Regions from separate parts of the Homo sapiens genome. Here region 2 is linked to region 1. A link is a loop called in an ENCODE intact Hi-C map of the cell type or tissue named here. Cell type or tissue: PC-3. All regions are shown on one strand.

Region 1 (8,000 bases):
CCATTAGTTTGTGAGCAAAGCACATTATTAGCACTACTCATTGTCCAAGCAATTTGACTAGATAAGGTTTTAAATTATGCTTTACATACTAGACCACAAACATAAGGAATTGGTTAATGTTAGAGGTGGCTAGAAGATGAATACTTTATACAGACTTCTATAATGGTATGAATGCTATTCCTTCAACACATCAGAATAGATATGACTTCCCTTTTTGTTTTGCAGATACACCCTTAACTTTTTGAGCTCATAAGGAAGGTATCAGACTATCCCTTGGTATCAGTGTTAAAGGAATGACAATAAGTTTGTAGGACTTATGACTAGTTTCTATGAAATACAGATTCATTATATACATTTCTATATTTAATCAAAGAACTTGACAAAATGGAACAGCTGTATGTACATAGTACTTAACTTTTCCGTCAAAGTATTGCAATTTATCATTATGCCACTTGGGGGCATCACTTTACCATTGACATTTTGCATACAGGGTGACCTTTAATTACAATGTAAATACCATATTCCTTTACATTTTTATTCACTTTCTGAATTAGCTGTGAGATTAAAATAAAACCTACAGTACAGACATTACACTTGCTTGATGCATGTTTGGAGAGTTTTCTTCCTGGCATAAATATTGGGCATCCCTTTTTTCATTATCACAGTAGAATAAAATTAAACTGTTAAAATGTATGGTGAATGAGATAGAGGTTTTTCCTTTATTATGCATCATGAAATTCATAAAACAATATTTGAGAATATTTTCTTTCATAATTATAGACACTCTAGTCTAATTATGTTGTCATAGTCCTAAAAAGATTGTGCTAGTTCTTATTCATTTTATTTTATAGTATTGTTAAATTGTCAAAGTATCTTTTCAAAAAATCAAACCCAAAAGATTTGATCAGCCCAGAAATTACTTTGGCCCTTAACATTAGCATAGTGCATGTAATTTAATAGAAAAGAGATATTAAGGAAATAGGTTTACCCTAAAATACATGATTAAACTTGTAATTAATCATGGCCACAGCTACAGTGAATTTCAACATTCATCTTATCAGCATAGAATGTTGGTTATAATGATTTTTAAAAAATTTATCACATTTAAGATATAGTGATCTTACTATGCAGAGTTGATTTTATGCTGTTGTCTGTTTTAGTCTGTCAACTATGAAGTATTTAATACAATTTAAATTTTTTTTTTTTGAGTCGGAGTCTCGATTTGTCACCCAGGCTGGAGTGCAGTGGCGCGATCTTGGCTCACTGCAAGCTCCGCCTCCCGGCTTCACGCCATTCTCCTGCCTCAGCCTCCCGAGTAGCTGGGACTACAGGCGCCCGCCACCACACCCGGCTAATTTTTTGTATTTTTAGTAGAGATGGGGTTTCACCGTGGTCTCGATCTCCTGACCTTGTGATCCACTTGCCTGGGCCTCCCAAAGTGCTGGGATTACAGGCGTGAGCCACCGCGCCCGGCCACAATTTAAATATTAGACCTTTGCTTTGGACTCAGCACGAGAGAGGAAACTGAAGCAGTAGGAGATAAGGCCTAGCCTTCAGGTGCTTCCAGTCCGGAAGACTATATCAACACACATAAAACAACTAGTATACAGTACAAGACAATGCTTAAGTATCTGTGTGGCAGGTTGCACTCGGAGATGTTGGAGTGGCTACTCCCTTTCCAACTCAATATTATCTTACTTGTTTCTGTGTACTATCTAACTTATGTGTATTTTCCCCTTGGTCCTATCCAAGTGCGTATCCAAATATTTTACCCCTTAACTGTGATCGTACACCTTGGTCTTTGTCTAAATATGGGAAAAATGGTAACAAGGAAATGCTTTATCTCTACAGAAGGCATTTTTTCCCCCTCTATCTCATATGTCTGCCTGAGATAAGGATCAGGAGTTAAATAGTAAAAGGCCTACAAGTCCTTAAAGAAATGGCCCTCAAGTCCAGGCTCTTGCCTCCTCAGAGAGCTCTTGGGTCTACATTAGAGTAGATTTTTAAAAGTCCTAGCAAGCTGATTTTCTACCCAGTTATGGAAACAAAATGGAAGATAGGGGGCCAAGAGTTGATGCTAGAATGAGTCATACTGACAACAGAGGGGAGTGGTCTTAGACCATAAGAGTAAGGGAGGTAGAAAGTAAGAAAAAGATAATTAAAAAACCCCAAAAGCCAAAAAAGTCTGGGTCCATTGTTGTAAAGCTCTCCATACTCCAGTTTCTACTTATAGAAATCTCAGACGTCCAGCCCTGTTCCAAAGTACTGTATTGAGACAGACTCACTAACTGGCATGGAGTCAAAAGGGCTCAGGGGTTCAGCCACCACCCTGGGGTCCAGGCCTCAGCTTTTCATATTCATACACCCAGAGATGGTCAGTCTTGGAGAGGAGCTTATATTAACTAAATCAAGACAAGATAGATCTATAAACCATGATTCCACTTCTTAATCTGGTTCCTAGGATGAACAGTACCTCCTCCTTTGTGCACCCTCCCACCATTTTCTGGTAGAAGTTCTGGAGAAGCTGTATATCTAATGAGAAGTGAAAATATAACCAAAATAAGCAGGTGGAATAATTGGGCAATTACTCGCTTAAACCAGGTAAAAGGTCTCTTCTAAGAACTTGACAAAATGGAACAGCTGTATGTACATTCTAAGTGGCTATTGTTGTGGGAGCCCTAAGACCCAGTGTTTATCTACTAAATAGCTCTGGATGCACCCCCATACAAATATTCATAGGGTACCTCCTTTCCCAATATTGAAAGTAATGTGTATACACTTTATAAAAAGTTCAGATGTGCATAAAGAAGCAGTAAAATAATCTATAATCCTGCCATCCAACCTGTGGTCTTTTCTGTATGCACTGACAAATATTCAGTCTTTTAACGAAACATGGCATTGGTCCTAGTCATTGCCTCTGAGAGGAGATAGGAAGAGAAGGAGACTTCACTTTTCACTGAACCCTTTCTGTGCATTTGGAATTTTGTATCATGTGCAAGACTGAAACAAAACAAAACCTATAAAATAAAGTGAAAAAACCCACATATTCATTCAACAAATACTGGTCACCGTTTACTGGTCATCTGGAGCTTGAGTCTGGTACAGTGATTCTTAACCTTGGCCAAACAGTGGAATCACAATATTTAGAAAGTACAGATGCTTGAGTCATACTCCAGTGAATTCTGTTTGGTCTGGGGTATGGCCAAGGATTTTTGAGAACTTCCAGGTGATTCATATGTGTCACTAGACTTGAAATATCTCAACTGGAGATAAAAACTCTACTTACATAATCATAAATAATTTTAGCTGCAATAACTTGTGAAAGAAAAATCTTGGTTCTTGTGAGGTACAATAAACTCATCTTTGCTTGCAGGATGGAAGGTTGGGTGAGGCAAGGCTTCCCTGAGAACTGTGAGCTGAAATCTGAAGAATTATTAAGAAGTAGCCAGTGGTTTTCACAATTTGTTGAGCATCAGAGTTGTCTGGAGAGCTTATTAAAACAGATTGCTTGGCTCCCCCCTACCCCAGAGGTTTCTGATTTAGCAGGTCTGGTAGGAGGGGCCTGACAATTTGCATTTCTAACAGCTGTTACTACATCTTAGAGGACTGCATTTTGAGGATCCTTGTACTAGGCAAAGGGATGGGAGAAGAGTTGCATTCAGTGTGAATGGCACTAAAATGGAATAGAGTTCAGTGTATATACAATCTCACATGCTTTTTTAAAGCAGGAAAATATAAGCATTTTCCCATGTTAGTAAATACTCTTTAAAAGCATCATTTTTAACACCTGCATAATAGTCTATGGCTTTCTTGTCATTTAACGGCCACTTGTTGGATATCTAGATTCTAGTGCCTTCTTTGAAGTAGAAGACTATTGTGCCTTTTAGCGTCCTCAGCGATTTGATGTGATGACTGGTTCAGCATTTTCTTCCTGTCAGTAGCATAACTGAAAAACTAAGGAATGCAAGCTTCGGTCACTGAGAAATGACAGGCATTCTGTGTCATTCAATGGAAGCATTTTTTGTGAGTTACAGCTACATTTGCACTGTAGTAATTAGATAAAAAGAACTTCATCCATTTTTTTTTTTTTTGAGACGGAGTCTTGCTCTGTTGCCAGGCTGGAGTGCAGTGGTGTGATCTCAGCTCACTGCAGCCTCCATCTCCCAGTTTCAAGCAATTCTCCTACCTCAGCCTCCTGCATAGCTGGGATTACAGGCACCCACCACCACGCCCAGCTAATTTTTGTATATTTAGTAGAGACAAGGTTTCACCATCTTGGCCAGGCTAGTCTCAAACTCTTAACCTCGTGGTCCACCTGCCTTGGTCTCCCAAAGTGCTGGGATTACAGGCGTGAGCCACCATGCCCAGCAGGAATAATAATTCTTACTAAAATGTGTGGGTTTTTGTAATATTAAAAATACACTTTCAATAATTCAGATTGTGACTGTAATTTCTGCCATTTAATAGCTGATCACCTTTAGCAAAGCTAATATTTATATATTGTACCTACTAATACCTATTTATGGATATTTCTGTCTGATTTATTTAATCATTTTAACATATCTTTACTTTCAATTTTGAGTCATTTTAAACAAAACATCAATAGATTTAATGAGTCCAACTTTGAACTCAATCTATGTATTCTTATTAAAGCTACTATTTCTATATTATGTCTAGGAGTTCTCTCCAGTGGTTATCTGTGATGGGATAGTGGGTTTATTGAGTGGGACGAGTTAATTTAATAGGATTCAGTGGTTTACGCCGTGGAGAGTTATGAAAACAATTTGGAAGAAACTAATGATTTCTTTCTATTTTGCCTTGCCAGACCTCAAAACACAGTTTCTTTCAGTTTCTCACAGTTAAAAAAAAAATCTTCCTGCTTATCTTTTAAGAGAAAGTATAACATGAAAGCATATTAAAATATTAAAAATTTTAATACTAAAATTAATATTAAAAACAGTTCAGATTCTCGGAATCTTGTGCTTAGGTTCCTCTAGGTAAATATAGAAAGAGTACATTTGAACTTGGACTTCACTTTGGGCTTTGTCAGTTCTCTGCACACAATAAGGTCAAGCCTCTGAGCTTCTGGCCATCTTATATTTAAAGTTTGGGAGATGGAATGGATAAGGAGAGAAGAAAATGCAAGGGCACATAGTTACTTTGATTAGTTTCAATCATGGTAATGAAGTCAATATTCTGAGATAAATGACTTTCCTAAGGCCGCTTTGCTGCATGTGTTAGCATAAAAGAATCCGTGTGCTTTCTATCTGGTTTTTAATATTTACAGATCAGAAATGACTAATAAAATATTAGAATGAGTAGGCTGCAGGGAAACCCTCAGTTTCTTTTTGGCTTAGGCAGGGGGCCAAAAAAGCCTCCTTTTAAGACTGAATTGCCAAGAAACATTTAGGAAGAAGACAACAGTTAGGAAGAAGGCAACAATACTCAAAAATTCTTCTTAAAAATAATTCTTTTTTCTTACATTACTGTTGTTTGAAAGAAAACAAAAGTGATGTATTTAAAATATTACAGCCGTATTAGTGTCAGCAGTAAAAGTATATTCAAATTACAATAGTATACTTGTTAGATTTTCAGACTTATTTAAATTTATCATTCCACTCTGTTCTTTCAATGTGTTGTTCTGGTGGATTTGTGAGTAGGGAAGCTAATGGTTTGGCTAACACTGAATGACATCCCATGAAATATGGAATAGCATTCTTCATTTAAATGTATGAGATAGGGGAATATCTAAGCTATTCTAGTAAATAATAGTAATAATAAATGTAATTGGATATGCTGATCCCTTTACATTGTCATTGTTGACTTCCTAAAATTTTTAAAGTGCAAGATTTTTGTGTTAAGCCTATTAAGTTATTGTATCTCATTTATTCAATAAATAAAGTATTTTAGGATGAGTGCAAAAAATGCAAGAGCAAAATTTGATGGGTGTAGTCTACCTTGTAGGTTTTTTTTCCTTCCCCTAAAAGGGCTTTTTTCATCGAGATGTTTTATAATAAAAAGTGAGCTGATTTTTAATAGAGTCCAGAGGAACCTCAATAACCAAATCCAGAATTCTTAATGGTTGATGAATATTAGAATATTCAGTCAGCTAACTTTAATTTCCTGACCCCAAAACAAGCACAACACCCTCAAGTATAATCTGTAACTAGCCCTTCTTGCTGTTGTTTCTACACAAGCAGCCTTTTGGGGAGAATATTTCCTCCAACAACTTTTGGTGCATCCGGCAGCCCAGCTCTCTTCCTGGCAGACAGCAGGCAGTTCCCTTTTACCATTGCTTACTTTAACTGGATCAGTTGAGGGAGGCATCTGTTTTACTCAGTCCTTTCCTTCTAAACCGATCTGGTTCCTTTTTGACGCATGAATGTCTCTCAAGAGTAATATAGGCAATTTTGGCCAGCACCCAACTTTATACCTATTTTGAACTGAAAATTTTAGTTGTGATATCATCCACCCTTAAGTAACTTGAAATGAGATATGTATATGACTTAAATTTAAAAGAAATGAGAAGGGGGAAAATTCTCAAGTTAAAATTAGTTTCTGGATCAATTTATTACTCTTCAACTGATTTTCCTGGGGAAAAAAGCTTAGTTGCCATAACATCCATGTTTAAATAGTGCACTTTGAGTGATGTGCATGACTTACAAGTCAACATGAGAGACAAGCAACCCTTATGTTAGTAATAGTTTCTTGGTCAGTTATTCCTAAGCTTGGTTTTTGGAAAGAGTAATTTGTAAATTTAATTAAGAGTAATTTGTACATCTATGTGGGAAATAAACATTGTTGGCACCAGAGTTCTAAAAGTAGTTTACTTCCACTAATTGTGCATTGTATAAATAATGTTATGTAGTATCAAAAATAAGCAGTTAATATTGTGTGACCTTTATTGCTTTAAAATACTGTGAAATTGAATTTCCATTCCGTAGTTTAACGAGAACACTTTTTATTTCTCAGATACTCTTATAAGCCCTAGTCCCTGCTACTCACGAATGAATAATTATGAACCTTTGACATGCTATAGAACATACTTATTAGTACAGTAGTGCTGTATTTATTTGGGTAGTTATATGAAAAAAAAAACACCCAAAGTTTTAGTTATTAAGAAAGCAAACACTAAGCCTGATGAAATGTGTGGGGGTGATGGATATGCTCATTATCATGATTGTAGAGATGGTGTCATGTTTCATGGGTATATACATATATCAAAATTTGGCAAATTATACACTTAAAATATGTGCAGTGTATTATGTCAATTGTACCTTAACAATTGTGTTTAGAAAAAGCAAAAACCCTGTACCATGATATATGAAAACCCTTAAGATTGTTAAACTGGCTGAATTTGCAGTTACTAATGATAATCATTATGAAACTTGATACTTTCAGCTGAGTGCTGCTTTTTAATCTTGGGTTCATACCAGCCAATTTTATTGTTTTTAGCTCAGAGAAAAATCATAGGCTTTGTTTTTGGTACCTTTATTGGGCAAGTGAAGAAGGAAGATCAAAATGTAGTTGATAATATTGTCCTACATACTAGGTTTCCAACTTTCTAAGAGTGGAAAATTTGGAACATTGAATTTCTGATTAGAATGTGTTTGGGTGTCAATTTTCTCAGTCTCTCCCACATGCAGCAGTCACTTAGCATTTTAATTAAAGTTTGGTTGATGTTTCCACTTCCCTATTAGTTTGAATTTTGAGAAACCCTTTAAAACCTAATCACTTAGCTATGGCTGCTTTCCTTCAGGGGAGATTCAAGGAAGATTTGTGGCCCCACAGCCCTTCATTTCCTCTCTTCTTTCTTTGCTTATGTCTTTCATCTCATAAGCCTCATACAAATGCATACACTGTGAGTTTGGGGATAATATCGGCCAATCCACTTTTTGCAATATTGGATTTGCTATTTGGTGATCAGCTGCTTTTAATTTATATTGCTATTTCAAAGACATTTTGGTGCAAAGATTATTGAGCTCTAATGAGTAGTTTCT
Region 2 (8,000 bases), 100 kb after region 1:
CTTGTTAAATTGATATTGATGGAGGAGGGGCAGTGCAAGATGGCTGAATAAGGGCCCCACTGATCATGCCCCTCCCCAGGAACACCAGGTTTTAAAAAAATTTAAATTTTTAATTCTTGTGGGTACACAGTAGATGTATATATTTATGGGGTACATGAAATATTTTGATATAGGCATGCAATTCATAATAATCACATCATGGAAAATGTGGTATCCTTCTCCTCCAGCATTTATCCTTTGAGGAAGACCAAGTTTTACAACTGTCTACACAAAGGAACCACCTTCATAAGAACCAAAAACCAGGTACCAGCTCAGCCACAGTGGTGTAGAGGACCAAGTGAGATCTTGGAGTCCCTGATTTCATGTCTTAGCTCTTGGATAGCATTGCTGGACCTTCCCTGGGCCAGAGGGGAACCCACTGCCCTGAGGGGTGAGTTCCAGGCCTGGTGGTATTCACCACAAGCTGAAGGAAGAGTCCTTAGGCCTTAATTGAGCATCAGTGGTAGCCTGGGAATGTTCCCTGTAGGCCTGTAGTGGTGGTGGCCATGGGGTGAAGCTCCTCTGCACATAGGAAGGGGAGGAAAGAGTGGGAAGGACTGTGTCATGTGACTTGAGTGCCAGCACAGCCACAGTAGAATATAACACCATGCAGATTTCTAAGGTTTTTAACTCTAGTCCCTGGCTCTGGGAGAGCATCTCTGGACCTGCCCAGGACCTAGGAAACTCACACCTCTCAAGGGAAGGACACAAACCTGGCTGGCTTCATCATCTGCTGCTTGTAGAGCTCCAGGGCCTTGAGTGAACATAGGTAATAGGAAGTAGTTATGGGGGCCTTGGACGAGACCTGGTGCCACTACAGTCCCAGTAGTGGTGACCAAAGGAGTGCTTGTGTCACCCCACCCCCAGTTCCAGGCAACTTAATACAGAGACCCCATTTGTTTGGGAGAAAGTAAGGGAAGAGAACAAGAGTCTTTGCCTTGTAATCCAAAGAATTATTCTGCATGTTATCTAAGACCACCAAGGTGGTACCTCTACAAGTCTGTAAGAACTACAGTGTTACTGGGCTTGGGGTGGCCCCAATGCAGATGTAGCTTAGATCACAACACCCAAGTATTTTCAAATACCTGGAAAGCCTTCCCAAGGAGGATGGGTACAAACAAGCCCAGATGGTGAATACTACAATAAATACCTAACTCTTCAATGCCCAGGCACTGATGAACATTCACAAGTGTCAAGACCAACCAGGAAAACATGACTTTACCTAACAAACTAAATAAGGCACTAGGGACCAATCCTGGAGAAACAGAGAAATGCAACCTTTCAGACAGAGAATTCATAATAGCTGTTTTGAAGAAACTCAACAAAATTCAAGATAACACAGAGAAGGAATTCAGATTTATATCAGATAAATTTAACAAAGAGAGTGAAATAATTAAAAAGAATCAAGCAGAAGTTCTGGACTTGAGAAATCCAATTGACTGGAGAATGCATCAGAGTCTCTTAATAGCAGAATTGATCAAGTAGAAGAAAGAATTAGTAAGCTCGAAGACAGGATATTGGAAAATACACAGTCAGAGGAGATAAGAGAAAAAAGAAAAAAAAAAAAAAAAGAATGGAGCACACCTCCAAGATCTGGAAAGTAGCCTCAAAAGGCAAGTCTAAGAGTTATTGGCCTTAAAGAGGAAGTGGAGAAACAAATAGGAGTAAGAAGTTTATTAAAAGGAATAGTAACAGAGAACTTCCTGAATCTAGAAAAAGATATTAATATATAAGTATAAGAAGGTTATAGAAGACCAAACAGATTTAACTCATTAATAAATGATGTGGCAAATTCATATACTCCTGTTTTGTTAATTCTGTGGGAGAGCAGGAGAAGGGAGGGTTAGTTCAGGATTTTCTTTCATTCCTCTTACTAAAGAAAAATTTAGTTGTGTTAACAAGTTCTTATTTCAAACACGCAAATTTATTTGGCAAGTATTAAATCTTATCACCACACTTCATTGTTTACATTGCTTTTTAAATTTGTTTTAAGTCTTGGAATCCCTAGTTGAGACTAGTCTTTCTATAGGAAGTCAAATTGGGATTGAATCTTTCAAATTCCAGGATTGGGCACTTTGTAGCGAGGAGCATCAGGGGCGAGGAAAGAGTGTGGCCATGAGAGCCTGGGCAGGGCCTGGGTTTCTGATGAAGGAGACCCCTTTGGATAGGAGCATAAGGTAAAATGTCCCATGATCCATAGGGGCATGTGGCAGATTGTATTTTCCAAAAATGGCCATCATAACATATCACTTCTCACATGTTCTTTTCTCACATGTTCTTTTTATAATGTGATGTTGACACACTCTTACTGAGAGGTGGGGTCTGTGTTCCCTCACCTTTAATTTGGGTAAGCCTGTGATTATGGCAAAATTGATGCTATGTGACTTCTGAATCTAGGTAATAAAAGCAATATAGATTTTGCTTGGTTCTCTTGAAATTCTTGTTCTTGGAACCCAACTACCCTGTTGTGAGGAAGCCTGAGTGGCACATTGAGAGACCAACATGGAGAGGGCCACATTGAGAGGAACCAAGGCCTTTGGTCTTTACTCCCATTGAGCTTCCAGCTGATAGCCAGCATCAGTTGGCCAGTGATGTGCGTGAGCCATTTTGGAAGTGGATCCTTAAGCCTCAGTTGAGCATCACCAGCAGATGCTGTGGGGAGCAGGTTCAAGGCTTCCCTGTCAATCTCTGACCAAAAAGATTCATGATCAAAATGACTGATTATTGTTGTTTTAAGGTACTAAGGTTTGGGGTGGTTTTTTATGCAGCAGTGGTGACTGGAGCAGGACTTCATCAGGAGAACGGCAAGCAGGAGTTGAGAAGTAGCCTCTAATCTAGGCCTCCGTATGACAATCTGGCAGTGTTTGTTTTCTTTATGTCAAAAGGCTCAATAAATTGCTTAAGAGAAGTGGCTTGTGCCAGAAAAGCAATCTGGCACTCTACTTGCTGGTCTGTTTGATGGGTAGAACCCAAGAACCTGGACCACAGCTGAGAACTTCCAGACCAGCAACTTTTCCATGTGCCTCAGAACTCTTCTTTCATTCCTCCTGACTTTGCCTTCTTTCTCCCAACCCCCACCTCAACGTCACCCCTAGCACTGGACCATCTGACTCCAGCCTTATCTTTCTATCATTCCCATGATTCAGTGGTATGCTGGAGCTCATACCAGCTCATAAGACCCAATTATCCACATTTCTTCTCAAGTCAATGTTCACTGATGTCACATTAGTAACTTGAAAACAACCATGGTATTTATACCATGGAAATTTGTAAATTAGGGCTTCTCCTCCTACCTCAGAAAGGCAGTGTACCAGAATAGCTCATACCTTTAGCCTTACTCCTTCTTGCCCCTAGGGTGGTATTTGCAGAAGGGAAGAGACGTGAAGACATGAAGGTTTCTGTCCTCAAAGGAATGATAAACATATAAACAAACTGCTGTATACTGTTATAGTGCAATACATATTCTGATGTATAAAGCAGAGAGTGATTGACAGCTGGGGATAGGGGTAGAGAGCATCAGCTACAGTCTTAGAGAGTGCATGATTCCTGCTCAGGATGGGGAAAAATGGAGAAGAGTTTGGCAAATGTATTTCAGGTAAAAAGACCCAATGTCAATGACCAAAAGTGAGGGGTGCCCACTGGGAGAAGAGGGAGGGAACTGTGCAGGGAAAGAAAGTGGCTGGCCAGAAGAACCATTTGGCCAGGGCCTTCTCATTCATGAAGGGCCTCAAATGTATGTGTTTAAAATTATTTCCAAATGAGGTGGTATATGTTAAAGGTGTTTATTTAATGCCAAAATTTCAGATATATCACCAATTTTGAAACTTTTATTGGGGTATTTATTTGTTCATTTAAAATATATACTGGGAATTTAAAAATAGTTACAAATGACTTGGACCTTCTCTGACTACTGAAAGACTCTGAGAAATGGTATGAAAGGACATGGAAGCATGAGAAAGCTCAGGTTCTTCTGATTAGCTGTAGGACAAAGTGTGTATGTGGCAAGGAGGGGAGTGTTGGTACATTTGACTGAAGGGCGGGCAGGGGTCAGATGGTGAATGACCCATGTAATTATGAAAAGAAGCTTGTACTTTCATCTTCTGGAGTATGAGAATCTGCTAAAGGCTGTTAAGCAGAGGAATGATGTATCAGTCAGCTTTGCTGCGGTAACAAAGAACTCCAAAAAATCTCAGGTACTTCATATATTGATTCTTTGCCTTACCTGAGGACTACAGATTAACTGAGTTTCTGCTCCAGTTGCAGTCCTGCTCTGATCCATAGTTTTCCCAGTTCCAGGACACAGGTTATGCTCTGAAAAACATGGACAATACAGTGCTAGAGAGAAAGAGCATGTGTCTGCCTTTAGATCCTCCACTCAGTTAGTTGTGACACACTTCATATCCACCCATATTCCACTGGCTGAAGCAAGTCCTATGCCAATTCCCCCTGTGGGGGAAGGGAAAAAGAATATTCGCAAAGAGCAATCAATCTACCAGGGGAGTCAGTCTTATTATGATGCCAGCTGGGCTATAGAAAACTGACAGTAGGGAGAAGATTGGTGGAGACTAAAGGAGGGAGATAGGTAGGTCTTCTATTAACCTGGCACATTCTACTACTTTTGATGTTCTGTCCATCATAAAAGAGCCTCTGGAGATCATATAAAATTATTAAAGCAGTTGGAACACAGCCATTCAGTCAAAATGTGAAGCAGTTCATGCCCCATAAGCAGTGTCGGCTGTTGCCATATTCGGTCTTAATAGAGTGGCTGAGTAAATAACAGTTGGTTATGTAAGGATGCTTTGATCATTGTTTCCATTGCCAACCTACCTCCCTACCCCAACTCCAAACATCCTTTCCTAAGCTGTATGGTTTGCATAAAATCTATAACTGTGACCTTAAGAATAGCTAAAGATGCAAAGAAGCTTTGACTTTTAGCCAGTTTTTCTCTTCTGCCACCCTGTGGTCTCCTTGTTCTCCTCACTCACTGGTTTTGATCTTTTTCCTCCATTAGCCACATTCTTATGGTATGGAGGACATGGGACCACTACAGAGGAGAGAGCTTTGATAATCTTCCTTGAAACATTGTAAAGCTCAGTTGTGGAGGAAAGTAATTAGAAAGAGCTGGTATGAACAGGAGAAAATTCACCCAAACCTTGTTTTGTCAATAATTTTATGGGTCGTATTCCCTAAAATGTGACAGTATATTAGAATATGATAAGAGAAATGAGTTCACTTTTCTTTTTAAATATTCTTTAAAAAATTCAGCTCATCAGTCACACTAGCCACATTTTCAGTGCTCAAAAGCCAAATGTGGCTGGTGGCTATTGTTTGTAGAAATAAGAACATTTCTATGAGTTCAATAAATTCTTTTGGACAGCCCTGAACTATTTTGCTCCAGCTGCTTTAAGCCTTATCTTGGGATTTCTTGCATTCACCCTGCTTTTGGATTGGGCAGAACCCCTGCTGGGTTTAATTGCTATGCTTAGATTGGTCCACTTTAGATAGTTTGAGGTTCTTCTGTTCTCATGTCCCTTGATCACTCCATTGCTTCCCTCTGCTTCTTCTCACACAGATGCTGATACTATGCCAGTCAAGTAGCTGTGTGGTTTGTGTTCCTTCACTTGCACAGCAAGGTTCAAGGGGACACCTTATAACTTGGCTTTATAATAAATTATTATTAAATTATAATAAATATTATTCATGAGTTTTGAGTTTTGTTCTGTAGCTGCTCTGTTTTCATATGTGGATTCAAGAAAGATCTAAAAACTATGCTTCCACTGTATCTACTGTTTCCCCCCAAATGCTCGGAATCAGCATTTTAACAAAACCCCTAAGTGATTTACATATATGTTAAAGTTTGGGAAACACTGATAGAGGTTTTGAGATAAGGTAGGTCATTCATAAAAAATTGCTATATAATATTGTTCCTTAAGTACTATTACTTCAAGCAGCCCAATGTTTTTCATTATATTTATTTTCATTTCATTATATTTAGACTGAATTTAGGTTAATACTCAATTCTACCTAAGTAAAGACTTTCATTTAGGGTGATACACACTAAAGCAAAACCCACTACTCTTTTATTACATTTCCATTACTGTTTCCATAGATTGAACTGATTCCTCTTTTCTAGATGAATATATCAGGATGCTCTTCAATTACATCAAAATAAAACATTATCTAGAAGATCAACAAAACTTCCTAACCAACTAGAGTCATGCATTGCTCTGGGGCAGGCATCTGTTTGCAGAGTCTGGCAGATTTTGAAGGGTAAATTTAGTTACCTTAAGACAAGCAAAGTCTGAGTTACATTTGTGATTTATTATCAATCAACCTGTGCTTCAGAAATTTTCTCAGTAGTTCCGGACAAGTTGTTCAATTTGGACAGATGGCAAGTTTATGGAGTTCAGGTGTAATTTGCTTCACAGACACCTGATCCCAGCCTTCTTTTTCATTGCTTGTATTCATACTCCCTCAGGGATTTATTTGCTTATCTCTTCACAGTTGTCTGTATTTTGGAAAAAGAAAGAAATGCAAATTGTAGACTTCTAAGTAAAATACACATCTCACTTGTTTATTTCAGCTCTCCCCCACCCCCAATCTGCTTTTGTATCAGCAGATTTAAGACCTGGGAGTCAAATAAGGGAAAATTATTTTAAAAGGATGGAAGTGAAGAGTTTTAGATGATTCCTATATGGAAATGTCTGGTTGGAAACTAGAAAAAAGAAACACTGGTACATAGAAATATAGTCACCATATGTATTTTGGTTACCTACCGTATGTATTTAACAAAACCTCTAAGTGATTTGCATGTATGTTAAAGTTTGGGAAACACTGACAGTGGTTCTGAGATATGGTAGGTAACCAAACATCTTTTACCTTTGAATATCTAGGTAGTTTCTGTAATCAGATTGTCCAAGTTTCAGTTACTGGCGCCCATTCCAGGTAGGTGCACTGGGACCACTATAGCAGGTCCGTTTCCACAAGTTACTGGCTGATAAATGAAGTCTTCTCTACGTGCTAGAGTGCAAGCAAATACTAGTCATCAAAGTGAAACAGGTAATTGCACTGCATACTACAGTGTAGCTGAGAGGATTTCCAAAACAGAGAGTACTGTAGTCTTATATGAGAATTAATTGATTACTAAGTTAGGCTATGAATCTAATTGTTCCATAGTTTCTTTAGCCAGATAATTGCATATCTTTTTTATTTTTATTTATTTTTAGAGATGGTCTCACTCTGTTGCCTAGGCTGGAGTGCAGTTGTACAATCATAGCTCACTGTAACCTCAAACTCCTGAGCTCAAGTGATCCTCCCACTCCAGCCTCTGGAGTAGCTAGGAATACAGGTGTGGGCCACCATGCCCAGTTAATATATTTTTATTTTTTGTAGAGATGCAGTCTTGCTATGTTGCCCAGGCTGGTCTTAAACTCCTGGCCTCAACCATTGTCCCACCATAGCCTCCCAAGTCACTGAGATTACAGGTGTGAGCCACTGTGCCTGGCCTACCACATCTTTTTATAACCTTAATAAATTCATCAAAGTAGAGTTATATCTCCATCAAACCAGAAAGGTGATCAATTCACTGTTAATAGACCACTAAGCCCTCTTTCCTTCCAAGCAATGAAAAGACAAAAGCCAAACTTGTCTGCCTTCCTTTTTCCATAGAAGGTCTCATAGTCTGTGTGCCCTATATTTGCCGTGGTGTGACGCCCTGCATAGCTTGTTGTCTAAGGCCCCAGTGATTTTTAAAAGTGAATTAAGGTTCTATATAGAACCTGAAATTACCTTGGGAAATCAGCCCCTGCTTAAAAGGCTCTGTCAGGGCTAGCCCTGATTTCCAACTCAAGAGAGACTTTCGTGATCCAAAAGGCTCTGATTGGTGCAAGATCCAGAGGCAGGATAGCATAGAGAGTCTGTGTCTCTAGAGCCAGATAGCCTGGGCTACAATCCCAGCTTTA

The links. A loop is a pair of places that touch in the nucleus more often than their neighbours do. Peaks named below come from ENCODE experiments on the same cell type or tissue, not always from the same donor. Only the 100,000 strongest peaks of a DNase experiment are listed, where the experiment ranks them.
Region 2: a loop joins it to region 1, with 8 times the contacts of the local background. A loop is called at or near these places in 10 of 110 quality-filtered maps.

The regions. Positions count from the first base shown.
Region 1 is chr3:131,033,212-131,041,211 of GRCh38, forward strand. All of the region lies in intron 3 of NEK11 (NIMA related kinase 11), which reads left to right. Among named protein-coding and RNA genes, the nearest start is that of NEK11, 10 kb to the left of the region's middle. In PC-3, a CTCF peak has its summit at 464 (motif pointing right); a DNase peak (open chromatin) is centred at 3,170; H3K27ac peaks cover 957 bases.
Region 2 is chr3:131,137,760-131,145,759 of GRCh38, forward strand. The region is part of intron 7 of NEK11 (NIMA related kinase 11); the gene reads left to right. Among named protein-coding and RNA genes, the nearest start is that of NEK11, 110 kb to the left of the region's middle. In PC-3, a CTCF peak has its summit at 4,999 (motif pointing left); no DNase peak of the experiment used is centred here.